Regions from separate parts of the Mus musculus genome. Here regions 1, 2, 3, 4, 6 and 7 are each linked to region 5. A link is a loop called in an ENCODE intact Hi-C map of the cell type or tissue named here. Cell type or tissue: heart. All regions are shown on one strand. Links, peaks and the distances in the headings refer to the core of each region. The heading gives the core; the rest is flanking DNA. Region 1 has its middle 15 kb from the start of Otc. Region 2 overlaps Tspan7 (tetraspanin 7). Region 3 overlaps Tspan7 (tetraspanin 7). Region 4 holds the start of Rpgr (retinitis pigmentosa GTPase regulator). Region 5 holds the start of Tspan7 (tetraspanin 7). Region 6 overlaps Otc (ornithine transcarbamylase). Region 7 overlaps Tspan7 (tetraspanin 7).

The links. Hi-C counts contacts between places; a loop is a spot of excess contacts. Peaks named below come from ENCODE experiments on the same cell type or tissue, not always from the same donor. Only the 100,000 strongest peaks of a DNase experiment are listed, where the experiment ranks them.
Region 1: a loop joins it to region 5, with 3 times the contacts of the local background. A loop is called at or near these places in 6 of 42 quality-filtered maps.
Region 2: it touches region 5 in a loop (2.7-fold over the local background); 4 of 42 quality-filtered maps call a loop at or near these places.
Region 3: it touches region 5 in a loop (4-fold over the local background); 4 of 42 quality-filtered maps call a loop at or near these places.
Region 4: a loop joins it to region 5, with 4 times the contacts of the local background. A loop is called at or near these places in 6 of 42 quality-filtered maps.
Region 6: a loop joins it to region 5, with 2.9 times the contacts of the local background. A loop is called at or near these places in 3 of 42 quality-filtered maps.
Region 7: a loop joins it to region 5, with 2.9 times the contacts of the local background. A loop is called at or near these places in 5 of 42 quality-filtered maps.

What each region holds. Positions count from the first base shown.
Region 1 is chrX:10,235,301-10,239,650 of GRCm38, forward strand. No RefSeq gene overlaps it. Among named protein-coding and RNA genes, the nearest start is that of Otc, 15 kb to the right of the region's middle. In heart, for the core only: no CTCF peak of the experiment used is centred there; no DNase peak of the experiment used is centred there.
Region 2 is chrX:10,555,803-10,560,152 of GRCm38, forward strand. All of the region lies in intron 1 of Tspan7 (tetraspanin 7), which reads left to right. Among named protein-coding and RNA genes, the nearest start is that of Tspan7, 73 kb to the left of the region's middle. In heart, for the core only: no CTCF peak of the experiment used is centred there; no DNase peak of the experiment used is centred there.
Region 3 is chrX:10,575,498-10,579,847 of GRCm38, forward strand. It overlaps Tspan7 (tetraspanin 7), which reads left to right. Exons shown (of 8, transcript NM_019634.2): 2 at 3,818-4,006. Among named protein-coding and RNA genes, the nearest start is that of Tspan7, 93 kb to the left of the region's middle. In heart, for the core only: a CTCF peak has its summit at 2,049 (motif pointing right); no DNase peak of the experiment used is centred there.
Region 4 is chrX:10,215,159-10,219,460 of GRCm38, forward strand. It overlaps Rpgr (retinitis pigmentosa GTPase regulator), which reads right to left and starts at 1,637. Exons shown (of 17, transcript NM_011285.2): 1 at 1,394-1,637. The coding sequence starts at 1,535. In heart, for the core only: a CTCF peak has its summit at 1,721; a DNase peak (open chromatin) is centred at 1,583; H3K4me3 peaks cover 1,473 bases; H3K27ac peaks cover 863 bases.
Region 5 is chrX:10,484,138-10,488,487 of GRCm38, forward strand. It overlaps Tspan7 (tetraspanin 7), which reads left to right and starts at 979. Exons shown (of 8, transcript NM_019634.2): 1 at 979-1,101. The coding sequence starts at 1,021. In heart, for the core only: CTCF peaks have their summits at 1,021 and 1,768; DNase peaks (open chromatin) are centred at 1,024 and 1,944; H3K4me3 peaks cover 1,764 bases; H3K27ac peaks cover 1,470 bases.
Region 6 is chrX:10,255,390-10,259,739 of GRCm38, forward strand. The region is part of intron 1 of Otc (ornithine transcarbamylase); the gene reads left to right. Among named protein-coding and RNA genes, the nearest start is that of Otc, 5.3 kb to the left of the region's middle. In heart, for the core only: no CTCF peak of the experiment used is centred there; no DNase peak of the experiment used is centred there.
Region 7 is chrX:10,547,383-10,551,732 of GRCm38, forward strand. All of the region lies in intron 1 of Tspan7 (tetraspanin 7), which reads left to right. Among named protein-coding and RNA genes, the nearest start is that of Tspan7, 64 kb to the left of the region's middle. In heart, for the core only: a CTCF peak has its summit at 2,498 (motif pointing right); no DNase peak of the experiment used is centred there.

The DNA.
Region 1 (4,350 bases), core at 222-4,221, 250 kb before region 5:
TCCTTAAATGTATTTATTCCCCTATCCCTACCTCTCTGGAACCATTAACCACTACAAATGAAGATGCATGGATAAGTGGCTCAGCCCTTCTCTCCCTCTAAGGGACATACCCCGTGGGAAGCTTTGCTCACTGGATCCCTCGCCTTCTGTACACCTGGATTTGGAATACCTGCCCAGTCTACAAGGAATTTTGAGGTGTGTTCGATCCACACTGATCTAAGATTGCGTTTCTCAGCCTTGACTAAGCATCCTCGTAGTCTCCATGTGTACTTCTCAGCATACACACTTCTCTGTGCACATACTTTCCCATGTACACTTTCGAGATTTTTTTTTTCAAAAAAAAAAAAATAGAAATCTAGAAATGTGTTGGCTTTCCTCGGCTTTTGACTTTGTTAGTACCTCTTCCCATCTGGGGCATGTTAAATCTGACAGCTGGTAGGGAAGTGAGGTGGGGAAGAGAACCCACTTCACATGGCAGGGCAACTCCCAGGTGAAATACTAGCTTCAAGCAAGGTAACAACAGTTTCATCAGGCAAGGTAGGAGAGCTTTCTTAATCTGGCAAGGGAGATTGGATGAGAATTAAGGATTCAGCCTTCACAGGGCCTACTAAAATCCTCTCATATATTTCTGTGTCAATGCCTCAGCTTTCAAATTAAATCAGATAATACCCCAATATGCACCTCTAAAATCTGTCAGGACTGGAAATGTCACCAATATTATAATTCATCAGCACACTGGATCAAAGTCTGAATTTCTATTTGGCCATCTCAGTTCAACCGAGGCAAATAACTTTTTTATACTATAAAGCTATTTATTATAAAGAACAGCTACCTCATTAGCTGTCACTGAATTCCTCAGGCCCTTCATAGTATTCTATCTGAATCGGATACATGATGGGCATTGCAGGTTACTATTGGCAACTGATAAGCTAGTTTGTAGCTATGTTCCTGAAGAGGGCTGTTAGTGCCTGTCAACCAATTCTGATTTTTATCAAGGTTTTCTGCAGCTTAGTTTATGATAGCAATTTCTGAGTCAGTCAGAGTTCTTGAAAGAAATAAGATTTAGTAAGAAAACACAAGGTAAAGCAAAATTAACAGGAATTCTGAAGAGAAGTGACTGAGTGAGAGTAGTAAACAGGGAAGAGAAGAGCAGGTCTGAATACAATTGATGCCTTAGTGTAGTCTAGAGGAACCTTGGTCTTGCTTGCCAAGACAAGACCAGGCTGAGAACTTGACAAAATCAGCACTGCTCGTTGTTTACAATACTACATCTCATCTCAACAGTACAACATTTTCAATGATCCAAGTTTCAGAGTCCGAGGTGGGAGCATTCACTGGGTCCTCTGTATTGTACAACTTGGCTTTTTCCCCTCTGGGGTATAGAGAAGCATGAAGATAATACAGTAAGTCCCAGGATGGAACCTGGGTATGAGGGTCTGCTGCTACATATTAAAAACTCCTTTTCGCCCAGTCCATGATGGAAGAGCTTTTATTAGGAACCCCAAAGTCAGTTTTGATTGTTCACTTTCTCCCCACCTTTCCTACTTTGGAGAATGCCGCTGTACTTTTCTAGTGTTTCTGGAAAGTAGAATTGGAGTAAGATATCCAGGACCCATCAATGGACACACTATGATTGCAGGCAGCTCCTGGCTGCCCCTTGGAAGATTCTATGCTCATTATTAAGAATATAAGAAATACACCACGTAAGATTTCCCTTCTTTATACAATGGATTGTCTTAAAGGATCATGTTAAGACAGCTCCTCTTTGAATATGAGACTTTTATACATGCTAGATTCTATGTATTTATTGAATTTCTCTATAATATTAAATAAGAAGCATTTTTCTTTACTTGCTTCTTAACACTTTCTTATTGATTTTAGTAGTTTCCTTACTAACCTATCTCCTCACTATCTATATATCATGCATATACAAATCAAGGTGAATCTAACAGAGGTCAACGATAAAGGAAGTTGGCATTTCCGGAGGCCTTAAGGTCTTATCAAGGTTGAGGAATCAGTTTTACTTTAAATCTCTTATCTATCTAATTATTTCACCGCTTTGATTAACTAAAGGTAAAATTGGTATTGACGAAAAGACAGAGCACAATCAGACAAGCAGATAAGCAAATAATTGAACACAAATAACTTTTAATTATACTTACTTAGTAGAGTTAAGGAACAATGTCAGGTGCCAACTTCACTTTAGCAAAACAAAGGCAGTCTCAGGATGGAGACAAGAAAACAACCGAGGATTTGGTTAGTTTCAAAATTGTGAAATACAAAAAAGAGAGAGAGAAAGAGAGAGAGACAGAGAGAAAGAGAGAGAGACAGAGACAGAGAGAGAGAGATGAAAAAAATTGTGAAATACTTTTACATCAATTTGGTCCCAGAGTAGCTCTAAAATAGGAGTGAAGGACATGTTCAAGCCCTTCAGTGAAAACACAAGTTTTTTTTCCCTCTTTTTCATCCTTTCATGCTATGATACACTTCAAATGAAAGCAGGACAACTAGCAAATAGTTTCCGCTTGAGGATATCATATGCTTTCATTTAAACTGAATATTGCTCTTACCCTTTTGTCCCCTTCCTAAACCAAGATCGCATGGATTAGTTATCCCATCTGTCCAGGGTTCATATAAGGAAAGAAAAATACATGGTAGTGAGATCTGTCTTAGCTTGTGATTTATAACTTCACAGTGATATGAAATAATACACATTTAACAGAAAATGAACATGCAATCTAATTTTAAAACCCTTTTTCATTCTAATATCATAAGTCTGATAAGCTCCTGTGTTAGACACTAAGATCAAGCCTTAGAGCCCATTCAACTGCATGATCACAAAGGAAGACAACTAACAGTTTACCGTGCTATGTTGCTAAGCTACGAGTTTCTGCACAGTAGGTATAATTGGATGCATAAGTTTATATGGGCATAACCCCATTATAGATGAGGAGCATTTGATAACTGACCAATACATGCAAAAGAGATGTAAGCAGCACATTCATTAATTACAGAAAAGGACTCCACTCCAGGTTAGGTGATTCAGTGACATGATCAGAACTTGAAGGTGATCTTAATAAATTACTGTCTTCTGATCTTGATGGGGGGAAGCCTACTTTAGAAAAGGACTGAAATGCTTTCATGTTTCTTATTGCTTTGAATAAGTAGGCTTTAATTGCAAATTTTAACTGGAAAAATAGGGCTATGGGCATAGTAGTGAAGCAATTTTGTGACCCATGTTTAATATACTTCTACTTTACAGTGGAAGGCGAGAAAACAATGTACTAGGCATTATACGATGCTTTGTAGTTTTTGAAGCACTTCACAATCATTAAGTACATTATCTCCTTTCTATCTCAAATGAGATAGGTTGATCAGCATGGCAGGGTTATGTTAGAACAATAAGAGATTAAAAACTTGGAATGTTAGGCAGTTGATGTACTGAGTGGGAACAACATTCTTTGTTTTCATATCAGTTATGAAAAAAGGAATGCTGAGAAGACGTCACTTCTCACTGAGAAATGTTGAATTTGTTCCGTTTTCATTTTTCGCTAGTTTAGAGGATGGTAATTTGATTTAAAAGTGACCATTTTAGGGAAGAAATTGAGACTTTAGAGAGACTGAATAATTCATACACAACAAGACTCTCGCCAACCTATAACTGGCTCCAACACCTTTGAGTCAGTTCTCTTTATAGTGATTCCCATGTGACCTGACCTGAATGTTCCTTTATGGCAGTACGCTGTGTAAAAATCCAGGGTGACTAAATATCCATGAACTACTTGATTCCCTCGAAGAAACTTTCCAGCTGAGCTCCACTGAAGAACTGTGAAGGATTAAAATCAGTGATGGTGAATATCTAAATCCAATAAGCAAGCCTTGACCAAATTCTATGCAAACTTTCATATTGGATACAAAAAGTTTTCATAAAATCTATCTTCAAGCTGTGTCTAGGTCCCATTTTACACACAGCACAGTAGTTAGCAGTGGAACAACCTTAAGAAAAGATGCACCAAACCAATAGCTTAAAGCAAGGAAACACCTTTGTTGTGTGGCAGATATTGATCCGAGACAACCCAGAGCAGAGGAAAAAGAGTTCACAAGTAGGTGTTAGTGTCAACCAGAAAGATGACTACAGGATTGTCAAGAACTAGAATTGGGAAAGGGGTCATTCACCAAGCAATGGCCTTTGAGGGTGTTCAAGGACATGTGACCTGCCTGCCCTCCAAGAGTGAAATTCTTATACAGACCGTGCTTTTATACTAAGCACTTGTCAACAGGAGACAACGCCAAAGTTCTCACAGGGCCTCCAATCTCCTGGCCATGGAAGTGTCTGTTAGTGGCTTAGCT
Region 2 (4,350 bases), core at 160-4,159, 72 kb after region 5:
AGGGTTTGCAATAAAGTCATTCTTATAGTTTCAAGACATCTTATTTATCTCTTGTTCCCGTAATGTGAGGCATGGGATGGGATGTGATTGCTCCTTGTCTGTCTGATTTCATAGCCTCAATGTAAGGGCATGTGTATTTCTCTAACCCTCTAAGGTTTTTCATGGTGTGACACTATCCTAAGAAAACCTTCTTTACCATATGTAAAATTTCCAAAGGCTTTCTATGCTATTTTACAAATTTAACATATCATTTGTAATTATTTTTTGTATTACTAGCTCTTATGGCCTGCCCCATAGTAAAGTATGGAGAAGAAAGAGGCATTATACAGAGGACATCCTCTAGGGGATGGATTCTAAATTTAGAACTTCATTAATTGGAGTAATTGATTAATTGATGTAAACTATTCCCCTTCTAATTGTGCTAATGTTATTGAAGCTTCAAGAGCACCACATGCTAAAACTGCCCCAGACTGTTAAGCAGCATTTTGTGTATGTAGCAATGATGGTAAACCGTATCTACCTGAGCTATAGAATTCTTGGTTAGTGCATCTTTTGTTCACTTTGCCTGAAATTCACCCTCTCTATTTAACTGCTCCAACAACATGTCTAGTTGACTTTTTCAAAATAAATTATTTCTAAGCCATACCTGTGTTGACGTTTGAGCCAGGGGTGCTAGGAACTGAGTCCAGGTATCTGCAGCAAAACAAGGCCTTCTTACTGTTGAGTCATCTCTCAAACCCCAGGTTTCTTTCTTATGTTTATTCTATGACCAATTATACGCTGTTCCTCAGTATATACTGATCTGCTAATTTGGTTTTCTTATTGTTTTATTTTAGTGAACATTTTATTACAATTAACCTATTAATGGTGCAGATTAATGGATTTCACCGTGACATCCCCATACGTGTACATTTTGAGATTTGATCATGCCCATTTTCTCCATTTTGCGAAGAACCTCACTTTGACCCAGTTCACTACAGCATCCGGTGGTTTCTCGTAACGAATTCTTTCCCAGCCTCTCATGAACATGAGCATAGAGATTCCGAAGTATAAAAACAAGCTCTTGAACCTCAGCAAACTGATACTGCTAAACTGCTGCTTGAGAGCAGAGCCTGGTAAGCCTTGGTCAAGTGGGGACCAGGAAATAAGCTCTCTGCAAAGCATAAAGTAGGGACATTTATCTAGAGCCAAAGCAACTCGAAAGCCAGATGAGGCACTCCAGGGAGAGGACAAAGGTCTGCTTCTGAATTCCTGCTGAACATGCAGGCAGTGACCTTGAATGCTGCTGCTTCAGATTGTCCTTCCTGTCCTTGTCCTTTCACAACTGTGTATTGGATGGGCACATCTGTGACTTATGACTTCCCTTGCGAGAAATAGATTACATCTTCAACTGGAATTCTGAAGCTTAGACATGAGACAGGCCAGCTAATCCATTCTGAAACTGGTTTTAAATACATGCTAAACAACACACACCATGATCGAGTTTGAATTTGTCCACATTAGCTTGGAAGCAAGGGGTTCTAGAAGAGGCCAGGGGACCTCCAAGGGAAGAAAGTATTATGAAATGGTTCTTCTGAAGTGATGGTAAGACTTTGGGGGACAGGCAGTGCCATAATGTGACCTTCTGTAATAGTTTCATTTCCTAAGGAAGATGAAAGAGACATTGGATGATGTTTCTTAAGAAAGAGACACTCTTTCCTATCTCTATTGATGAGTACTGATACTATTTTGTTTCCAGAAATAAATAAAATATTTATTGATTGATGAAAATAAATTCCACTTTATAATCATCTAAAGGAATAATGATAATACTATCTCTCAATTGTTTACTATATGCCTCAAAGTACCTTAACATTCACCATGGAGTGAGAACCTCATTTAGTTGTCAGTACAGCTTTGTGAGTCACGGTAATTGCAGTAATGCTATCATCATTTAATAGACAGGGACACTGAGACAGAGAATAGGCCACTTGCCCTAGTTTTCACAACAGCCAGCAGCAGAGCGAGACTGTACTGCAGCTGTCTGTACAACTCTTACAGCAGCCATGCGGGCTCTTTGTCATCATGGACTCTGCATTAGGAATTTCAGAGATGCAATTCAGGCCTTCCTTTTATGAAGCCCCACTGTGCAAGGTTCGTTGCAACCATCTCATTTCTAGCAAAGGATTTTGTTATTCGTGTTTAGATAGTACTTTTTTAATGCCCTAATAGCAGCACCAATAAATTTATTTATGCACATTAACTAGGGCTGACTGCAATTCTGTCTTTCTTTTCTTCTTTTTTCTCCCTTTCTTTTTGGAAGTTTAAGTGAGTCACAGACTCAGGGTCAGTGGATCAGCAAGCTTTTGTCCCCTGTACCTTCTACAATAAAGGTATAGTCCTGTTGAAAGAAATGCAGAGAAGCTAGCCAAGATGCTACAAACCCTGTGGCTTTAAGAAAGAACATCTTACTAGTGCAGGCTCATTGATTCCTCCTGACTTTCTGGAAGGTGTTTCCTTACTCTGCTGCACTGGAAGCTCCTGTGTCTGGCTAGGATTTCCGCTTACTGCTGCATTCCGGTATCTTAAAAACTGGCCTTTGGGTGCTCTGATAGGCCAATCTTCTTCCTGTAAAATTCCAGAAGTGGTGTTTCAGTTTCATGTGACCTATACGTTCTTTTGAATACAGTGACTCAAAAGTCACTTTAATCTTGTGACCCCTGGCTATGTTTGCTTCCTTTTAATACTCCTTCCAGTTTGTGTCTGGTGTATGTGCTTAAAGCTGGTCTATTCTAAGTGATGTATAATTTGATGTCCTTGGCCTGAAACTTAGAAATGCCCTGCCAGTTGTTGCTACAATTCAATACCAGATTCCCAGGAGGGAGCCAGGTCCACAGGGCTTTTCTTCCTTCATATGTTACTTAGTGATTGGTAAGGATGCTGAGTTTCCTGCTGCCTCTTAAAACACAGCATCTTTCCTCATGGGACTGGAAGCCCCTGCCGATAGGAGGAAATCTTTCTGTGTGCATATGGACCCAGCAGTTTGCCAGCATGTGTGGCTGCCAACAGTTTTCTCCTAGTTGCAAAGACTTTATTTTCCCTGGACAGCAGTGCTATGCAACCCAGTAACACAGTAAGCTCCCATTGATAGGAACTTATTTTATGTATGTGGTGAAGTGCCTAAAATATACTTGGGTTTTTAATGTGTGACACTTGAGTGATGAAACGTGACATTTTGCTTATTTTATGCAAAGAATGTGTCAATGTTACAATATGCTACAGGTCTGTCCTAAGATAACGAATTGCCCCAGACCCAAGAGTGTTGTCTATCTCTTAAAACAGTGTTGGAGCCACTAGAGAGGCCTCAGTACCTGTATCTGTTGAATGGTGCTGGGGAGAATTTGCTTTCTCTACTGCATTACCTGGTCAAGTATGTGAAGGGGAAAGAACCAAGAGCAACCCTAAACTCCTCCTTCTTCTTCAATTCATGAAAACATCACAGCCTTTCATCTTTTTTTCCATTGTTTTTTTTTCATCCGAAATAGTGTCTTTTTAAGTAGCCCACAGCCTCCTTATGTACCTCTGACTAGCTTGAATTTTGGAATCTACCTTCTTCAGGCTCCCTAGTGCAATAACAGGTGTGTGACTATACCTGACTCTTCACATTCTCTTTTTTTGGAGAGATTTATTTATTTATTTATTTATGCATTAACAGTTAAATTTTTTATTGGATATTTTCTTTATTTATATTTCAAATGATATCCCCTTTCCTGGTTCCCCCCTCCCAAAAACCCCCTATCCTATTCTCCTTCCCCCTGCTTCTATGAGTGTTACTCCACCCACCCATCCACACCCACCTCCCCACCCTCAATTTATTTATTTTTATATAAGTACACTTTAGACACACCAAAACAGGGCATCAGATCCTGTTACAGATGGTTGTGAGCCACCATGTGGTTGCTGGGAATTGAACTCAGGACCTCGGAAGAGCAGATGGGTCTCTTAACCTCTGTGCTATTTCTCTAGCTGCTCTTTGCTTTCTCTTAATTGAATTTATATTGGCTTACAGTCTTTGCCTCTGGAATTACATGTAGGCCCCCGTTGATACAAACCCAAGTGCTAATATAAGGTTTGTCAGACAGCGAGATACTAAGACGAATCTAGTGATCCACAATCAGCCATTAAAAACTGAAATGCATAAAATAGAATATATATGTCTGTTCATAGTGAAGCTAAGTGTGGGTTTAAGAAGCCATTTAATACATGAATGTGTGTGTGTGTGTGTGTGTGTGTGTGTGTGTGTAAAGAGATTCAGTATAAATCTTATTTCTTTTTTGTTCTCTTATTTTCCCCAAGACAGCATCTTACATT
Region 3 (4,350 bases), core at 197-4,196, 91 kb after region 5:
TTAATACATTGGGATAACACAAAACAAACAGAAGGAAAGGGGCCCAAGAGGAAGTACAGATTTTTCTACCTCCTGATCTCACTGGAGAAGGAATCGAAGCCAAGAAAGCTTTGGTGATCTGCCAAAGCCCACACAACTAAAAGAAACTGCAAGCCCTATCTCCTAACCCTCAAGTCTGGAACTCCAGCATACATCCCCCTTTTAAATACACCAGGTTCCTTTTCCTTGCCTATCCTCGACTGGGTTCCCAAGCCCACTAGAAACCCCTTTATACATTCATATTCTTAGTCCATTTTGCTGTACTGGCTACAGAGGTAAATAACTAATAATAAAAAAAAAACAAAATTGTAAATGCAATGGGCATGTACTTCTCAGAGTTTAAAGAGAAAATCATGAGATAACAGAGGCTTCTGATTTCCCTGCCAGTCTGACTCCTTTCGGTCCTCTCTAGAATGATGTCCCTGATGCTTCAGAAAACATCCCTCTCTAGTCTCCCTTCAGCAAGCACATTCACCTACTAAGTAAGGACAGGGATACTCTCTTGCCTACGTTTCCTCTTAAATCTAGCACCCGAGGGATCTATATTTTAACTATTGATAATTGCCATAGACTTTCTGCATCATCCATTTTGTCTCTGAGTTCCAGAGGCATGGGAGTGGAAGGCACTAGTCTACAGTCCCTCTGTGTGTAGTCAACAAGAACAAATGAACCTGTGAAGCTCTGGAATGCTTGAGCCATAGATTCCTCATGAAAATGTGAACTGGCTGCAATTCCCTCCTACTGTCTCTTTGGTGATTCTTTTTTATCAGTGCTTAGACACAGTGCCTTCTATCTCATAGAGCTTCTTAGGACAGGTCTCTTAGCTGTACCTTATACCTCTATGACTTCATTTCCCACCGTTGCCCTCTAAGATATCATTTAGTTGTTAATATGCTAAACTCGTATCATCATTGAAATGATTGGGTGTGTTCATTTAGAAGGTGGAGCTCCCAGGCTAGGTGCTAGGGAGTTTGAGTAATGATGGAGACTTTGCCCTCTCATACGCAAATCTGGCATATCATGTGTGCAGCTTTAGCAGGTTGGTCAGATCTATGGTCTATGCTCTAACAAAGCAAGAAGGAATCACATGGCTCTGGATGCCTGAGAAAAACCAGGAGGGTGCAGGGTTGGCAAGGAGCCTCCCAGTGTTACCTGGAATGACCTGATAAGAACAAAGAGGATCACTTATGTCTACTGCCCGCTCCCCAAATATTCTGTTTATGATTAAAAATGCCGCCTGGCGAGTCTCTTCCAGGAGCCTTTGGGAACACTGTGGCATATGGCCAAACTTCTCCAGGACTTTCTTTCATTGAAAATTTAAAGCAACATATGCTAGTTTTTCAAAGCTTTTCTCAGTCTAATCTAATGTTTTGGGTTTTTTTTTCTCCTGTACTAAATATTGAACTTAGAATTTCATTCATGCTGGGCTGTGTAACTGAGTTAACCTCCCCAGCGCCAATATACCTCTGCTAGTGCTGCTACTATTATAGTTTTCTTTGGCCTTGTTTCAGAGCCTGTATTAGTAGCAGCTGGTGGTATCCTGTTCCTAAGTTTAAGCTGTGCCCAAACTGTACTGGAAAGTTAAGACCTAGCTCTGAAATGTCCTTAGTCCCAAACGCATTCTCTCTCTATCTCTGTCTGTCTGTCTGTCTGTCTGTCTCTTTCTCTATATGTATATCTGTCTCTGAGTGTGTGTGTGTGTGTGTGTGTGCTCGCGCGCGCGCACGCGCGTGTTTGTGTGTGCGCAGGCGTGTGTGTGCAGTGCCAAATGTCAACTGTCATATGTATCATATGTACAGCCTTGCCCTTGCTGTTGAACATCTTAGAATGGAATTCTTTGTAGCTAATTTAAGGGTAGAAAGTTGATGATGAGCATCTTATTTTACCAATATGGTCTGTTTTCACCCCTGGTAACATGAGACTTGATTCTAGTGGGTAAAGCTACTGTTAGATTTCTATTTGGCAGAGTATGGCAAAGGAAACTGTTCAGAGAATGTGCTTTTTTACAAATGACCACCAGGTGTCAGCAGAGGATGTGAAACTTTTGGCAACATCTGCATTATTGGATTTAATTCACTGAAACCATTCATTCCCGTCACAGGAAGCCTCTACTGGGCCCCTTCTCCTCACAATTAGCATCAAATGCTTTCTCCTCAAGTCTGCATCATTTCTTCACCCTTTTCTCATCTAACACTTAAGTCTGGCATGCACAGTGGTAGTTCTACAAAATAAGCTATTGGGACAAGACAGGGGAGTTACCATTACAAAGTTCATGTGTTTTACTAAAGTTCATAAGGAGATTAATTATGCAGCACACAATGTTAAGGCTGCCTATGCCTATGCCTTTTCCTTCAAAAGGCAATTTAGCGTGTGTGTGTGTGTGTGTGTGTGTGTGTGCGTGTGTGTGTTGCTGTTTTCCTCTAGCTTCTCATCTTGCCTCTTCATTTGGATAGACTGAGCAGAAACCTGCGGTCTTTAGTACAGAGCATTGAGCTTTAGGCTGGGACAGCACTGAACTCCCTGAGTAGAACTCGGAAAGCACTTAAGCCTCGGGTCCTAAAGGTAGCAATTTGAAAACGGTTACTTTTGAATATGTCATCAAGTTCTAAATGCAACTGTGGGATGGTGGGGGACACAAGCCAGCATATGGCTTCACCAGCCACAATTGCTGAGGCCTGGGATCTTCAGGCAATGGAGAGTAAGGCCTAATACATAGCACTGAATGCACTACCTTAGGTAAGGGGCTGATAAATGCACGGGGCTAGAGTTTAAACATGTTATAAAGATTTCAATTGGAATGGTTAATGATATTTGACAAATAGCGTTACAAACAATACCAAGAGATGTTCAGACTCTTCTGTTGCTCTACAATGAATAAGGTGGCACCTCAATGGGGATTCAAAACTGTCTAGAATATTTTCTTTATAGAGATTTCGATGATAATGGGCAAGAAGAATATCCTTGTTCTTAAAGTGTTGTAAAAGATGGCCATAAAACCTATTCTACCCTCACATGCCGTTGATGAAAGGAGCCAGCATTCTCTCTGAAGTCATGCCTAGTTCAGTGTCGGACAGACACACATTGGAGGAATGCCTCTCCAAAGTGTCTTATGATGTTCTTTAAGCAGCTTTTTAAAAAAAATGTCCTTTATTGACTTGATTTCCAATTAATATTAAAACTATGTATAGGATATATAAGGGGAAGATATAATTTGCATACTATCAATGTGCGTTTACTGTGTGACAGTTTTAGCTAATGATCTCTGACATTTCTTGCCATTGAGGACAAAGCCTTCAGCAAATACACCTTGTTTGTGGAAGCTTGAATCTTAATGGCCACATTGCTCTGTGTCTGTGATGGTTTGAATGAAAATGTCCCCCACAGGCCCATATATTTGAATGCTAAATTTGTACTTCCTCTCTTGGTGAACCTGTTTGAGAAGGATTAGGAGGTGTGGCCTTGTTGGAGGAGGTGTGTCATTGGGCGTTAGCTTTGAGGTTTCAAAATACCATGCCATTCCCAATTAGTTAGTTCTCCCTCTTTGCCTATACTTGTGGATCAGGATGTAGGCTCTCAGCTTCTGCTACAGTACTGTACCTGCTTCCATGCTCCCCACCTTGATGGACATGTACTCCCTCTGGAACTGCAAGCTCCCAATAAACTCTTTTGTTATAAGTTGCCTTGGCCATGGTCTCTCGTCACAGCAATGGAGGAGGAACTAAGACAATGTCTTTTGGCAATAGCTTCATGTTTCATGTTCTCTTCTCTCCTTTCGCAGATCACTGGGGTGATCCTGTTGGCCGTTGGAGTCTGGGGAAAGCTGACTTTGGGAACCTATATCTCCCTGATTGCTGAGAACTCCACAAATGCTCCCTATGTGCTCATTGGAACCGGCACCACCATCGTGGTTTTTGGCCTCTTTGGATGCTTTGCTACATGCCGTGGTAGTCCATGGATGCTGAAACTGGTGAGTACAACTCAGCATGATGTGATGTGCTTTCTTGGTTATTTTTATAAAACAATAAATTCATGCAGCAGTTAAGTAGCCCTTCTTGAAGCCACATACACACACACACACACACACACACACACACACACAAAAGACTTTAATATTCATTGATTTTAATTTTACACTAGACTCTTAACTAATCCAGCCTTTAAACCTCCCAGTGGGAAAAGCTACCCCAAACACAGCCTGGCACAATAAACGTAGTCCCAGCTTCCTGAGGTAAATTGGCAAAGCACTGGCCATTGATTCCAATGAACGATTAATGTCTTCTTGGCAAGATGCCTTGTGCCAGTCTCAAACTG
Region 4 (4,302 bases), core at 1-4,000, 270 kb before region 5:
CTAGAATGCTGAGTAGGAAATCAAACACAGCTTTCAATACTTTCAGTGTGAAAGATAGCATATTACCCAGGTTTTACTACGGAAACACCTCGGGTATTCCTGTTCCCATTGAGAAGAAATGAGAGTTCAAGCTACGGATCAGTCCATGGGGATTGGAGATGGAGGCTGAGATTTGACATTCTTCAACTGCCATTGTCTGATCTGAGGAATATTCACAGACTTGGACCAGTATCATTTTCAAAAGACTAAATATCCATTAACATTTCCAAGTAACTATTTAAACACACACACACACACACACACACACCACTCAAATAGAAAGTCAGACCCAGTTTGGGGGAAATTTCCAGAGAAAGCATACTGAATGTAAATATTAATAATATATATCAATGTGCACGGGACTAAACCACTTGAGAACAAGCTTGAAGCAAGCCAGTTCGACTCAAGTCACTGAGCCTTGGGAGGCAAGGACCTCGAAATGATTCAAGGCTTCCCTACAAGGAATTATTTAACGGTGTTTACTCTGGCTCCCCAGAATCTCTCTTCAGACACTCCCCTAACCCAAAAACCAAGGTTGGGTGGTTCCTTTCTGTCCTCTGCCAACTAATGTCAAGCCTATTGTAACTATTTTCTTGCACCCTCACTAAGGTATGAGCTCCAAGTGGTGTAGAATCAAATTCTGTTTGAGCCAAGACCACAGCAGAAAGTGCAATACATATTTAAATGTCCAATTCTGCTCAAATATAGTGGTTATTTTTCATAATGCTAGTAACAGCCCATTAGAGTATATGCAAAAACCAGTTCAGTAGATTATGACCACCATTTTAGCTGAACAACTCTATAACTCTACGCTTATAATAAATGCTGCTCCAGGAAATGTCTACCTGGGCTACCCGGTACGGAAGCCGTACGGAGTCATAATTTTAAAAGACTTCACGACAGTCAGTCTTAAAAAAAAAAAAAAATTCACCGAAGGCCCTCCTCTCTTTATCCAGTTCGTTTCTTCCATTCTTTTTAACCTTTCACCCCGCATTCCACTCGTTACTGAATTCTGTACCTAACCGGGTCCTGGGGACATCCGCTTGCTCAAATGTTTAGAGACCCTGGGATGCTTCGCGAGAGAATAATGGCTGCCGCCGCCTCCAAGAAAAGCCATTATTTCAGCTTGCTAATAACACACACAGGGTCCCTCATGTCCCTGTCCCTTCCTCCAGCCCGACAAAGGGAATTTATTTATTCCCAAACGCAAATCTAAGGCGGTTGACTGAGGCTCAGGTTGCGGCCTGTACCACTACGGGGCCGGCTCGGAGGCGGGGCCTGGCCTGTCGCCCGCCCGCCCGCCCGCGGACCCTCCCTCCAGGCCAGCCGCCACGACTGGGGGCGCGCGACTCACCGGGCACCAGTGACTCAGATTCCGCCATGCCGAAGCCTGCGAACGGAATCTGTGCCTGCTTCGGAAAGATAGCAGGGGCGACTCGATTGAGCCTAAGGTGCTGCCCTACCCCCTGGGACCCCCATCGCGACCCTCTTGGCATAGACCACTACTGTGCTCCCGGAAGTCAACAAACAGACGCTAGGGGCAACGGAGGCGGAGCCTTGCGGGGCGGGGAGGGGCGAAAGGCTTTTGGAAGGAGGCTGGCGGAAGCTGTGTCAGTGAGGCGCAAGCGCAGATGCCATGGTCGCGGCGGTAAGCGACCGCACACCCTCTAGCGGTCGCGATTGGAAGCGGCCATGCTGCAGACTCTGGAGCGCATCTACTTCTGAAGGGATCCTGGCCATGCAGGGACCTAGAGGGGATATGGTGACAACATCATGTCTCACATAGCCCTAACTTCTGTGACTCATGCAAACGTCAACGCACAGCTTTGACAACACACTAGGACTAACAATCTGTAACACAGCAAGGTACTAGGCGGTTTACATCCCAAATGTCATTTGCAATCCTAGGAACAAAACAAATATACTCGATGCACACATTAGATCCTTATTGAATAAATGGTCGTAATAAATGTTATTACAATCATGCAAGTTGAATAATGCCATTCCTGTTTGCGGATATGCCAATTAAACATAGGAAGAGAAGCACAGTTCAGGTTGTTTAGCCTGAGGTCTAAACAGTCCGCCTGCATCTCCTATAAAACTAAAGGGCCAAGATCTATACAATTTCCTCTGAAATATTATATTTTTCTGGATAAACCTTGGTTTTCCACCCATAATAGTTGGCCACAATAAAATAAATAGGAAGAAAATCTTCCAGGATGAGTCCATTTGTATACCTGAGGTAGTTGGGTCTCAATCAAGCACAACTGAATTTAAGGCTCCCAGAATTCGAGAGTTATTACCTACACTTACTCAGGGCACTTTTATTAGGAAGGAAAGAGGGAATAGAATCCAATCACTTGTGTACAAACTAAAGTTGAGGATGAGATTCTAGTAAAGATGCTTAGCAAGGAGCACCGACCTGGGAACAGGGATTTAAGAAAGACAAAAGCTTGTCTGATGACGACAAAGTCAGGAAGGTCTGAAGCCAAAGAAACTGAATGAAATTAAAGAAGTCTGGACATAGTTAACTGTATGCAAAGACTGATAAAGTGATCAGTTCCTCCCAGGACCTTGCTGAGGCTGGTTCGAGGTGAGATGGCATGTCCACAGAATCGGACGCTTTATCCTAAAGACTATGGAAAGTCATGGAGGAGCTTTAAGCTCAGAAGTGATAGGAAAGGACCAGTTATGCATGTTCTTGAAGTGATTCTACCTGTTTGGGCTGCTTTTCTGACAAGCAGTTTGAGCACTGAGAGGCAATTCAAAGGCTATTACAGGTATTTAGGTACAAAAGTGGTCAGGCTGCCCGAAGTTCAGTATTTTGGCACACAGGAAATGGTGTCTAGTTGTCAACTCTTGGAAAATGCTGACCTATCATATAACTTACATCAGCAGAAAGGAACAAAAAAGGTAACTTAACTTATTTTGAGGAGAACTTAATACTCATGTCTAAAGGCTCATAACAATCATGATGAGAAAAATCAGAATATTTAAAGACTTTCTTTGCTTATCCTGTTATTTCATTGACTTCTAAAAATAAATTTCAGAGCATAAGTCAGTGCTGAGCACTTCCACGCTGGTTTCTCACATAAGTATCTAGGCAAGGGTGGTGCCGTTTACAGAGATGGGAAGTGCTATGCAAGGAGCAGAGGAGGTTAGAGTTAGGTCAGTAAGGTAATGGAAGAGATAGTGAGCTCAGCCCTTGAACACATAGGAAAGTCAGGTGGAGTTGCTGAGCACAGCAAGCAACTGATGCACAGAAGGTCCAGATGGAGCCAGACACTTATGGAACTCCTGGATCAACGCTATCATGGCAGTCTCGGGAACAGGTGAAAGAAGGAAAGGGAAGGACAAAGGAATCTAAGGTGAATCGTGAAGAATGCCGAAGTATGATATCCTAGCAATGGGTTATAAGGCTTAAAAGGTGATGAGAGAGAGAGAGAGAGAGAGAGAGAGAGAGAGAGAGAGACTGGAAAATACTGCACCAAACAAGAGTATAATCAAATTGTCCACATAATGTGTACAAATTAAATGACACCGAATTACCTTCTGAAGTTAGAAATATGGTGATCATTCTCTGTGTTATAAAAAGAGCGGTTTGCTGGGGCAATGGAAGAGGAAACAGTATTGGAGTAGGAAGTTGGAGACGCTGAGGGAAAAGCATCCCTTGAGCATCAGCATTCGAGACAGTAAGTGCAGAGGGACCCAGGAAGAGAGGAAGCAGCATTTGAGCCGGGAAGAGGGGTGAAAGGAGGGCTTCTGTTAAACTAAGCAATGTATGATACCACTGGGAGGTCCAATTGAATAGATGCGGAGAGAATCCTTCTTCAGAAAAGTAATAGAATAGAAATCCTGGAAGACAGCAAGGCCTTGCATCCAGAGAATATGGTGGAGACGCTGGCATTAGCTCAGACACACAGCTTTCTAGCAGAGAAGAAGAGAAGAATAAAATTCCCCTTACAATATAATATTGATACTTTTGATTCATCTAATATTTATAATCTAAGGGTGCCACACACACATACAGCTATGATGGCACCTTAGATCATTTATATTATATATTATCTGTTCATATGCTCTATCTCAGGAAATGTCTTAGACATCCGAGGTAATGAATGTCTAGCTTCTATCTTAGTGCCCAGAATACAGTAGCACTTAATACCAGTAGGTATTAGAAACAAGGCAAAGTTGGCTATGCTCACTGTACTGGAAGGCAAAGCCAGGCCATGTGTGCCACGATGGAAATAGCACTCAAATCTT
Region 5 (4,350 bases), core at 248-4,247:
ATGCAATTTTTCTGTATCTGGCTCCTTTCACTATGCATACTTGGAAGGTTTATTGCTTGGAAGCACGGGTCAGCAGCACCTCATTCTTTTTTACAGACGAAGTTTTCCATTGGATGACAAGTGAACCATCCGTTTGTCAGCTGAGCTCGCTTGGACTGGTGTTCTCCACATTCGTGCCCAAGTTCTCCGGTGGACTTGTGTCTCCATTTCTCTCCCATAGATATCTAGGAGTGCAGTTCTTACCGTGACTTTACATTCAACTTTTGGAGCAAATAACAGGTTGTTTCCCATTTTGCTTCCTTGCTGCAGTGGGGCTCCACAGGAGAACGGCAGTGCTCTCTAAGTGAGGCAAATGAATCTCTGGTAGTTTAAAGAAATTTTGTTATTGTTGTTATCTGTTAAACATCTAATATGTAGGAAGAACGTTGCTAAATCTCGTTTTTGTCATTTCCAAAGGTGAGGAAATCGAAAACTATGAAGTTCAAAGGGAGTCTATAGAGAACTGTAAAGTAGCCAGGATTTGGGTGTCTCTGAACTCCAGGGTTCCTTACTATCCTTCAAGGTGTCTCTCTGGTTGTCACAATCTGTTCCTGGCATAGACAAGGCAAGGACATGACTCCTGAGTGTCCAATCGCCAAGAGCACTCTATACAATCATTATGTAGGCAGGTTCAGGCCCTGTTTCCAACAAAGCCGAAATCTTAAAGCTAGGGTGGTCTGAGAAAGGCTACCCTGACCTCCAGCCCAGCCTCTAGGCTCTCAGGTTCCTTCTGACTTCAGCTGGAAGTCTGTGCCTGGGCCAGATTGCAGACTTGGGAGGCATTCCTAGCAGTTAGTTGCTCCTTCTCCCCAAGCTCTGCAGGGCGCGCGCGAAGGCAAGCGCGCCGCCCAGCCTGCGCGCGCACGGGAAGCTCCGGCAGCACGCGCTCCCCCTCCCGCCCCGCCTCCCTCGGCCCCGCCTCCTCCCCCTCCTGCGCCCGCCCGCCGCCCGCCGCCACTGCCGCCGCCGGAGCTGAGTAGTATGGCATCGAGGAGAATGGAGACCAAACCTGTGATAACCTGTCTCAAAACCCTCCTCATCATCTACTCCTTCGTCTTCTGGGTGAGTGCCCACTTCTGGCTACTGGCCGGGCCGCGGTCTATCAGACCGTGTGGTGATGCTCTTAGAAAGAAAGGTGGAAGGAAAACCCAAACCCCAAACCCGATCTTAGCCGGTGGACAAGGAGACAGCCGCAGGCTGCTGGGTCGGGGCTGTGAGATGGTAGGGTGCAGGTCTGGGCTGCTCCAACCCTCGAGTTTGTCCGACGAAGGCTGAAGTGGGCTGTGTGGTGGCGGTGGTTGCAGATTTTTCCACTCTTCCAAAAAAAAAAAATTTTTTTTAATGCATTGATTTCTTAAACTCTCAGGACAGGATCAGCCCCTGGGGAAAGTTGTTGTGATTTGTCTGTTTGCTCTTTTGGACTTCTCTCCTTACCTTACCAAGCCAGTTTTGGGTGCCTGTTGGAGCTAATGGAGCTAACCTGTGGCGGGCTGGGAGCGGGCGCAGGACGGCGGGGTTAGATCTAAGATCCCGACTTAGTCCTAACCCTGCAGGGCTGTGGGAGAGAGTCGCCAGGAATCTTCTGCCTGACTGGACAAGGGCGATCAGTCTCCCAAGCGCACTAATGCGGGACAGGCGCCGCCACCGCGTGGAGGCGCACGGAGAGGGTCTTACATAAGCCAGGGGTATCTTTGAGCTTCCTCAGCGACTGGCTCTTACGACCCCTTTCAGATTTCTTTCCACCCCTTACTGTTTCCACTCGGTTATTGTGTTTTTCTGTGTGAACCCAATCTGCAATGCCCAAGAGGAGGACCCCCTACCACCTGGTGGCTGCGGCAGCGCCCCTGTTCCCCACCTAACTGGTACTGCTACTAGTCCTTGAGCTCAATGCAGAAAGGTGACGTCAGCCCTTCAGCCCAGGCCCGCGAAGGGCTGCGTGGTGCACCTCGCTGAGGGATGCGCCCTTCTGTGCGCAGGAGGAGGGAAAAGGGGAGGAGGGGGCTCTGGGCTTATGCCTTACCTCATCCTGTTTGGCAATTCATGGAATCAGTGCAGGGTTGACACTGCAGTGATTTCATTTGCAGAGGTGGGTGGTACCTAAAGACCATTTCCAGTTCTTTCTCTCTTCACATAGATGCCCACCCTAGTTCCCTCTTCCCACCTCAAGTCACAGCCACCCTGCAAAGGAATGAATACCTGCCACCACCACCCTGGCCCCCCGCAACACCATGATCTGGGTCATTCCAGCTCCCAAAGCAGTCATTTTGAAACCTGAATCCCTGTTTAAAAAGATAGACAGACAGACAGACAGACAGACAGACAGATAGAGAAAGAAAGAAAAAAGAACCAGGCTTGCCTTTGGTTGGTTTTTTTTTTCTTGCCCTTCCTACCCCAATATTAACCCTGTTTTTGCTTCAGAAGTGGAGCACAGTATTGAATGATGTACCTATATCAGGATTGATGGTAAACTGGATTGTTTGCAGTAGCCAAGGCAGGAGCTGAGATTTATTACAGATTTAAAACAAAATCCCTAATGTTTCTAGGCTTTTCCTTGCCACTGACATTGGTGATCCTTCGGGTCTGGAAAACCATGGAGTGTGGCAACAGAACAGACCAGGGGCTCTGCAGTGAGATAGAGTAGCAAGACCAAAACAGCCCATCACATAAGCCAAACATAGAAGCTGAGTCTTTCTGGAATGGAAATGACACAGGTTGAATCATCTCAGGAATGGAACTGTGTGCTAGCTATACATTCAAGGATCTTAGCTTATGTTTGCCTGGAAAAAGCAGCAATACTTGGTGGTGATGGTCCAACTTCAAAGAAGCCATTGCTGGGCACTGGTTTTGCTCTTTATATATCCCTTTAAGTCTGCTTTTGTTTTGCCCTTTGTTATATACTTCCTATTTGTTAACTGGAGTAAATCTATGGGTGGTTATCTTAGGCTCCTGAAAAAGAAGGTTTATGGTGCAGGAGAAAGAAGGAATGCTGGTTTTGGAGCATTTCTGAAGCCTGGTAAAGGAGGAGGCATTTCAGGCTTCGGCTTTTCATATGGATTATTTAACTCTTTTTGTCTCACCCCATCCCCATCCAATGACTCAGTGCCTCCTAAAACATCTGAAATGGTCAATGTGTTGTCTGCCCCTGCAAGTTGCTCATGATGGCGTTTTCATTTATTTTTTTAAACTTTCAAGATTTTCATATTCTTAAATATTTACCCAGAGTATTTTCACCTGTTAAAATAGGATTCAAGGATCATTTCAGATTTTACAATCAAAAGAATAAGATCTCTCCAGAAAATAGGACACTTCAAAGATGTTTTTCTTAATAAGCCGTAGTCCAAATGCTGTTTTTTTAACTGTACCTTAAGTGCTATTTTGTACAACGCAGCTTTACTGAGGCGTACTTCATATGATATATGTCACCCATTTAAAGCATGGTATATGCATACATGCTTAACATATAGATAATTTGCATTTTAGGTATTTGTTATCTTTTTTGTGTATTCACAAATACAGCCATTTACTACAGACCATTTTCAATTGTTTCATCATCTCTGAAAAGAAACCCTGTCCTGTCCCTTTCCTTCCCATTTTCCCTCCCACTTGTTTCTCTCCTGGAGCCAGTCCTAGGCAATCATGAATCTACTTTCAGTTGCTATAGATTTTACTGTTGTGAACATCTCATACACTTGAGGTCATGTATTTGCCCCTTTTGACTGGTTGGTTTCAGTTAGCATGACACATTCACGATTCATGCATGTTGTTAGTCTGTGTGAGTACTTCGTTCAGTTGTATGGCCAAATAGAATACCTTTTTGTGAAGATACTGTGTTTTATTTCTCCTTTTTCCATTGGTGGATATTTGGGTTGATGGGGGCTCTTGACTGTTATGGATGGTGAGGTTCTGATTTATGTGCCATTTGTGTGTGTGCCTATATTTTCATTGTTTTTGGCTATGTATTTGGGGATCTGTATGGAATCATATAGCTCTATGATTAATTGTTTGAAGAATGGCCATACTAGTCTTTCAGGGCAAGTGTTCCATTTTATAGTCCTTTCAACAGCGAGGATTCCAGTTTCTCCATGTGCTTGCCAGAATTTGTCACTATCTGGCTATTTAATGTAGCCATCCTGGTTCCTGTGCATTTAGATATCTTACTGTGTGATTCTGCTTTGAATTTCCTTAATGAATGCTAATGTTGAATATTTTATAGTGCTTAATGGTTGTTGGTCATCTCTTGAAAAGATATATATTCATATTCTTTGACCATCTTATTTATCTATTATTACATTATTAATTTCTTTTATATTC
Region 6 (4,350 bases), core at 114-4,113, 230 kb before region 5:
TGGAGGTTATAGATTGGAGCCGGAGGTGACTGGTTTTCAGGTATTTCATTCCAGACCTCCATAAAGGCTCACATAACTCATTATACTTCCTTCATTCCCCACCCCCCCACATCCACCCCCACACACGGACACTCAGGTGAAATGATTACAGACTGCCCATAGAGAAACAAGACTGAATGATCTTTGCGTTTTAATATCAAAAAAAATTTTAAATGCCTAAAACGTTTTTCCTAGTCTGACCTCAGAAAACCATACGAGGCATGGGACAAGACTGGAATGGAGATACTGGATCTCTTTGGGCAAACAGTGTATTTTTTCCCAACCTACCATTTACTAATTTAACTCAAATATTGGAAGCCATATATTTTCAGCACTCTTTTGTTTTAGTTAAGAAAAGTCTTGAGGCTTTTAATAATAGGTTCACACAAAGCTAGTCCTGATCTACATTCTTCAGTTCTCAAAGACTTTCCACAATTTGGCATATTGATGTTCTAAAATGTTCCAGAAATAATACTGAGATATCAACAATAATTTTTAGTACATATGGTATATAGCACCAATAGGGAAAGTTTCAAATAATTTTTGTTTAAAATATTTTAACTGCTAGTAAAAAAAAAAGTTTGTAAAATTGGAAAAGGACTTGAGGATTTCTGTTCACACCAATGGAATCCATTCAAGGGTTTTGTGAAAATAAAGTCCCTTGACTTCTTTCTATGTGCCTTTTAAAGAAAATGAAAGGGATTTAAAGTAGATATTGCAAATTCTCATGCCTATTAGCTTCATGGACATTTCGGAAGACAAAAGCATAAAGGACCATTGGCTTAGTTCCCTGGTTCAGCTTTTCAGATAAGAATGTGAGGTCAGAGCTGGCAAATGACCTTGTCAAGGTCATAGCTTATTACTGTGTTTGGGCTAAGCTGGAACTGCAATTCAGTTTAAAAAAAAATAGTTTTCCTACTTTGGCCCTTTGTTCCCTCCAAATTGATGAGGGTGGCCAAGCTATGAAAGTCTTATACCTTTTGTAGATAGAGCCAAAATATGTAAGTAGAAACAAAATAAAAAAAATCCACCCTAACTTTCACAATACTGGAACATAAAGAAGCACCAGTATTTTAGCCAGAAGACCCATTGGCTCTCTTTAAGGTTGGCAGATGCTAAAGTCTTTATCGCCAATTCTCTGTAGGCACCGGGGGGTCATTTACCACTCAAGTTTTTCCTGCTCTGGAAAAGTCAGTTTCTAACAGCACACATTTTACTCAAATCATGCAGTTTCTCTTCCAATGAAATATGATGATACCAGAGATCACATCCAAGTCTTCCCCCACCTCCTAAATAGCTTCTCAGAAGTGGAGAATGCAGACTGTAGTGATGAAAGGCTCTACTGTGCCAGTAGCCCATGCTCTCCCACTTATTAGATATTTAGGTAAAACTAACCTGTGACTCTTCACTTGGCGTCTTAGTATTTAGTGATTTGGGAGTAAGAAACCTCTGCATTTATTTTCTCACATGATGTAATGTAAGGAACTAATTGTGTTTTGCTGTGGCTCTAATTAGACTGAAAATTGGCTTTTAAATCTTACTTGATTTTTGCTTTGAATTTGGCACATGCTATTTGTATATATTTACATGGTACAATATCTCTAAATTCATGGATATATTGAGTAAATCCCAACTACAAGTAATTAGTACACACATCACCTTGATATCATTTATGGGAGACCTGTACATGATTCTCATTGGCCCCAGGATTGTATTCTCTCTGCTATATGTTAACAGAAGAGTAATAGTATGTACCTGTAGAGGTAACTCACTGGTAGGGGGCTTTCTGGCATATGAAAAGCCCTGGGGTCCCCAGTATTTCAGTAAGAGAAAATAAAATAAAATGTATTTCTACAAAAGAGGGAATAATAGGGTAGCTCAGGTCTGATTTGAGAGGTGAGTTCTTGTTTAATTTTAGTTTCTTCCTTATATAACCTAGTACAAGCAAGGTAAATACTTCATGAGGAAAATAAAAAGTGGTTTGTGTGGGGCTGGAGAATGGCTCAATGCTTAAGAGCCTGTACTGCTCTTGGAGAAGGTCTTGATTTTGGATCCTAGCACCCACATCTGTCAGTTTACAAACTTGTGTAACTCCAGCTCCAGGGGCTCCAGGGCCCCTAGTCCAAGCAGACAGCTGCGCTTCCAAGCACATATACCTCTCCACCACCCACACAAACAGAAATAAAGTAAATTACCTTTTAAAAAGAGTGATTTGTGCCTTGGTTTGGTTTCCATGAGCTAAAGTAGGCTGGGTCTGATTGGAAATGGAACTTAGTAACTTTATGCCAGCATTTTTAACTGGCTAATATGAATGGGGGTTTTATTACCCCAAACAGGACAATGTTTAATAAGGACTGGGAGAAAAGAGGTTTGTGTCAGAGTATCTTAATATGGCCTGGTTGTGGAGCTCTTGTAGTTTGCTGTAATTTTTATGAGCTTAGGAAAAGGGTGTGGCAATTTCATTTTGTAGCCAAGGCAAGTTCTATGAGTTGATAATAAACAGGATAGGAGTTAAACTGAGGCCATTGTGTTTGCTTTCCTTCTAATGATACATTTTCCTGGTTGGTTCTTGATATCTATGAAAAACACCTTTTTCCCAAGCTAACATTTCCTGCCCCACCTCCTGGATAGAATTAAGAAGCGTAATGAGTACTCTAATGGATTTGAATGGCATAAACAGTGGACTCTCTTTGTCAGTTGACTACATTTAATCTCTTTTCTAGTCAATAAGTCAAGCCCTCATATATTGGTGTCTTAAAATGTAACATGTCTATTTATCTACCCGTTTTGGCCTAGAGAACCATGGCAACTTATTTTTTTGAAGGGGCACGTGGGCCGCTATTACCATGCTTAAAATTCAGCCATCTTGGTGCTATGGCCATACATGGATCCCATCTGTTTTTCCCGTAAGTTTTTCCTAGGTCTAGGCAGTTGAAGAGGTATGTGTAGGATGTACAATTATAGTACTCTCATTTCTGAATACATGCCCGTTCATTGTTCTCAGTAGAACAAATGCTGTCACAGAGTAGCTGAGTCCTAGGGGTGGGGTTCAGCTTTAGCAATACCCTAGGCCATAATTAATTATTCTGCACGCCTCACAAGTCCTTGAGTTGAATCTACTTGAAATTGTAGAATAAACAATTGTCAGTGGGATTGGTGATTGAGCCTCTGTGTGAAAGACACTAATTATACAGCTGGAGCAACTCAGTGAAGAATAATGCATCGCTAGAAATGCAGAAAACAGTTGAAAGGAAAGAGCAAACTTGCCTATGAGGAAGTGGTCCTGACTACATACTTGATGTTAAGGGAGTTCTGAGAGACAATATACAGCCTTGAATGTGCAGAGGACAAACCATTAGAAGTTAATCTGGTCTTAGTAAAGAACATAAGAATTCACCAAATAATAGAAAAGAGGCTTGCTCTGTGTTGAAAGATGAATGGTAAAAAACCAAACACAATGTAAACTACTCTTGGTAGATGTTATGAAGAAACAAAGCATTGCACACACACGCACACACACACACACACACAAAGATACATCTGCTGTTGTGCTTTTGGGATTCTCTACACATCTATAGTGGAAAATAAGAGAGCTTTTAATGCTTTGGCAATGATTTTTTTAGACACTACAGCATAATAGTGATTTCTCTACTAATTATTAAGGTTAGTTTTGTCTTGTTTCAGATTTAGCAGTTATTTATAAGCTAACACTACCATGATGAGGCAGACAATGCCCTTTCATGTCTTATAAAGCTTAAGAGAATCTAACGCTGAGTTAAATCAGCCAGCCACAGAAGGACAGGTACTACATCATCTCACATACCCATCACATCTGAGATAGTCCCTGCTTGGGGAATCAGAGACTGTAACCATGGTTATGAGAGGCTGAAGAATATGAATATGATGTTTTAGTTATGGCACACAAACAAGTTCTGAACATTCTGTATGGTGCAGGAGTCGTAAATACTAAGATGATATTTTCCACTTCAACATTTGTGGAGACTAGATTTTCTTACTGCAAAACAAAGCCAAACAACAACACAAGGAGCCTTCAGTGGGGAAAGTGTATTAGCTCCTGGTTGTTTCTAGTACATTATTTGGGCAATGAGTCAGGGCAACATTATCAACTGCTGCTGTTGAGAATCTAGCATGTGTTGTAGAGAGAATCTGCTGTCCCTCACACTCCATGGGAAGAATTAATAGTTTCTGTTGTATATAAATTAAACATTAAAGGTTTTGACCAAAAGATAGTCAAACATGTTGTTTATCTGCCCTTGTACCTTTGTACTCAAATCTTCTGTCCGTGGAGAA
Region 7 (4,350 bases), core at 219-4,218, 63 kb after region 5:
CAAACATATCAAGTTGAGTGGACTTTACTGTAAGATTGTGATTATCTATGGTGGATGCACTTTTGTACTGCTAGAGGTACTAAAGAGGTCTGATGCCTAGGGCTCACAACAAAATCTGATTTTTGTCTTTGGATACGCTCAGGACCAGGATTTTAAAAACTCCTCAGGTGATACTAATGTGGAATCAGTGGTAAGGAGTCTCTACAGTAATAAGTATGGAACTAAAAAAGAGTCAGAAAGGAGATGGTAGTTAGTGCCCAGTATCAGTGATATAGTCTATTGAAGATGGGGTTTGTGGGACTGTCACTGCAAAGATGTTCTTGCTTGATGCTATTTCTCCAGTGCTTTGTGTGATGCCAGTAAGTGGCAAGTGATGAATAATGATTGACTGACCAATTAATAAATATAGTAGCACTGAAGAAATGAGAACTGGACCAAACAAGGTAGGCAATGGGCAAAAGGTGTGATTTGTAATTGACTTCTAGAAGTCATTTATTTCTAAGTGCTAACAAATGTTGTATACAAAGGAATAGCTGCCAGTTATGGAGTGGAGGTAAAGATCATTGCCACTGGGGGTACTTTGAGGTGCCAAAAGGCAGAAGTTACGTGGATGATAGGGCATAGAGGGGAGTGCACAATAATTAGCAAGCTGTCAGTACTTGCAAAGCCATAAACAGACTGGTAGTTGTAGCTAATAGAAAGGGTTGTAATAGATGGTATAGACAGATGGTCTGAGTATCAGGGGAGAAGGCTGGCCATTAGGGAATGGAGTGGCAGTGGTCTGGGAGTTGCACTGGAACACGATAGAGAAGCTGTGTTTAATGGCAATGAGAGTGCTGAGCGTTAGAGAAATGGCACAGAATATGCAGTTGTCTCTAAGGAGAACCGTGTTCTATAAAGGGCTAAGAAGTGAGTGGCACTTTCAGAAGACAAAAAAAGGGAACTGATTTACTAGAACCAGCTTTGGGGGGAGGGGGTTTCAGTATGTACCCGGATTCCTTGCCAGATTAATTTTGCACACCAAGAAACCATCCAACTTCAGGGGCATCCAACAGTATTTGTTGCATATTTATTGTGTCAAGTTTTGGAGTTAAATGGGAGTCACTTAAGTGGCTGTGGTGATGTTTTGGCTGGACCTGATCACATGCCTGGGTGTTAGCTAACTGTCAGCTGATCTCTACTGTCTTAGGCTGGAGGTACTTGAATATACTGTGTGGATCTCATCTACCTCCTGGGACCTGAGGACTTGTCTGGACATGACCTTATCAGAGTGAAGATGAGGGCAAGGTGAAGAACAAGTTCAACTGCTCAATTCCTTTCAAGTCTCTGCTTGGGTTCCATTTGCTAATACCCTGTTGTCTAAAATTGTAGCTAAGTCACGATGGGAATGATACTGTTGCATAGCAAAGGGTAGGAATGTTAAGCAGGGGTAGAAAATTGATTCCATTTTTTTTTCTATCTACCACCAAATGGGAAAGGAGAGAAGGAGACAGATTGAAAACTCCAACTGGAAAAACTATAGCTGGAAAAGTTCCCACCTATGGATGAGCAACAGCTTGTAAATGAAGCAGCCATGCTATTTGGCTTATTTGTCTGCATTTCCATAGTCATCTTGATGGATAGGGATGAACTACCTGAGGCCTCTTAGCAGAACACTGGACCTACTCGCTCTCTTCGCCTTTGTGTATACATAGTAAAGAGGGATTTCTTGACATTTTTTCCAAATTGTTGGGTTATAGTGAGGTAATAATTTTGCAAATCATGAAATTAATGCCACGGGTAGATCATACCTCACCATCTTTTCACATGTAGATCAACTGACAATTGGCTAACATCCAGGTCTGTAAGTCCAGCCAAGATAAACAGAGCCACTTTAAAGAATGTTGTGGCCAAGTTACTACCTAATTCCTCTCAGGGATATCAAACACCTACTAATGTCAAGCCACAAGTCTCTTGAAAACAATGACTTATTTTTTTAGGCTCTGAAATTGAGTATTGACTCTGTATTCGTCTACTCTGTTTTACTATAACAAGAATAGTTGAGGCTGAGTTCTTTGGCTTTTTTTCCAGAATACCGATTATTTGGTTAATAGTTTGGAAAGGTCAAAGGCCTGAGCTTCTTACCCGCTGGTGAGGCACTTATGGCTCTGGCACAGCATGGCCAATGGCACCATAGCAGGAGTATGTATAGGTGAGAGTAGTGGTGTACATGGGTCAGAATTCATACAAGAGAAGCAAGACACTGGAGAGGGACTAGGTTTACTCTTTCATAAGAATTCACTCTCACGGGACTAACTTGGCCATGTAAGAACTACATTAATATCATCTGAAAGTGATGGCCCTAGAACCAAATCACCTTCTTGTAAGGCACCACTTCTTCAAGATCTGTTATTTTTTAAAATTATCGCATTGGTTTGCAATTACATGAACTTTTGAGGGACACACCCAAACTTCTATGTTACAGAGTAACATTGATTCTAAACCTGTAGTAACACTTATCTCCTCTGGGGGGCAGTGCTCTCTACATAGCCTTGGGCCCATAGGACTTGGTTTTCTTCAGAGAACCCGCTCTGGACTTGAACATGGGTAACAAGTATACCTAACTGCCAGAATGCTTGTGTTAGGCTAGCTTTCTAACCTCCCATGGCTCAAGGACAACTTCCTTGCTGTCTAGATAGGTCTTTCAGATAGACGCAGGACTTTTAGTGCAACATCATTTTCCTGAGAGCTGTCCAGGAACAGAGTTCTATTGGCATTAATGTTAAGTGCCCTTTAGATGCCTCATCCCACTGTCCACCATGGGGTATGAGGACTGTGTTGGTAACCGGACACTGAGTCAGATGTTCAGGTGACTCTTGGAGTCATCACAGTTCTGTCTCTGAACAAGGACATGCTTGTGACTATGAAGTGTTGTGCCAAATATGGTTTTTTGACCTTAGGTCCACTTGTGGTGGCTATTCTGGTGGTTTAGTGTTATCCTCTATCCTCTGGTGCTCAACAGGGAAAGAGACCTTGCCTATGGGTTTTGGGGGCCTGGTGCATGATATCTACCTGTGAAGGCTCACCGATGAAATGTTGCTTAACTGGCTTAGTAAAAATTGCACATGCACACTTGTGCTGTTGCCTTCTTCTTCTGTGACTCACTGCAGGTCAGTCTTAGAGTTGCATGTTAAAGCTACTTGTTTTCTTTTTTCTTTTTTTTTTAAATTAGGTATTTTCCTCATTTACATTTCCAATGCTATCCCAAAAGTCCCCCATACCCACTCTCCCCCAACCCCCTACCCACCCACTCCCCCTTTATGGCCCTGGCGTTCCCCTGTACTGGGGCATATAAAGTTTGCACGTACAAAGGGCCTCTCTTTCCAGTGATGGCTGACTAGGCCATCTTTTGATACATATGCAGCTAGAGACAAGAGCTCTGGGGTACTGGTTAGTTCATATTGTTGTTCCACCTATAGGGTTGCAGATCCCTTTAGCTCCTTGGGTACTTTCTCTAGCTCCTCCATTGGGGGCCGTGTGACCCATCCAATAGCTGACTGTGAGCATCCACTTCTGTGTTTGCTAGGCCCCGGCCTAGTCTCACAAGAGACAGCTATATCAGGGTCCTTTCAGCAAAATCTTACTAGTGTATGCAATGGTGTCAGCGTTTAGAAGCTGATTATGGGATGGATCCCTGGATATGGCAATCACTAGATGGTCCTATTCAGCTGGTGTCCAGCTGCTCTTATATGTCTAGTGCCTCTGATGGCTTGCCCATTCATTGGTAGGTTTGGAAAACTGAATTGCTTCAAACATTCGTATCTATCAAGTTATTGACTTGCTTCTCCTTCATGATTACTAAACATTTGGTTTTTTTGAGGTTTGATGACATCGTCTTTAAGTGGAACTCCATGAACTAGCTGGGTGTGTTTAGATCTGCTTTCTAAAACTGACATATGGCATGTGTATAAAAACTGGTATCTATAAAGTGAAATTTCTGCCATTTATTTTAGAAATAAATATGCAACTTAGTATTGGCCTCAAGTCGATAATGTGGATTCCTACCGGGAAGCTCTACATTTTGACTACAAGCCAACCCATTTACAGTTACACTTAAATATAAACATAGCATAGCAATCTGGCAAACAGTCTCAGAAATCCAAAGCACAACCGGCCTATTTGCTACTTGTATATTTAAGGAAATGTATCTGTCATTGAGCGCTGGGGTCTAGAATAGGACTTAGGAGAATCAGGGCAGGAGGTACTGTCACTGTAGTGTTCCATGAGGTTGCCTAATGGTCTTAGCTTTTCTGAGACACTAGAGTATCCTGGGAGAGGTTAGCTCTTGGCTTCTCTCTCACTCAGCCACCA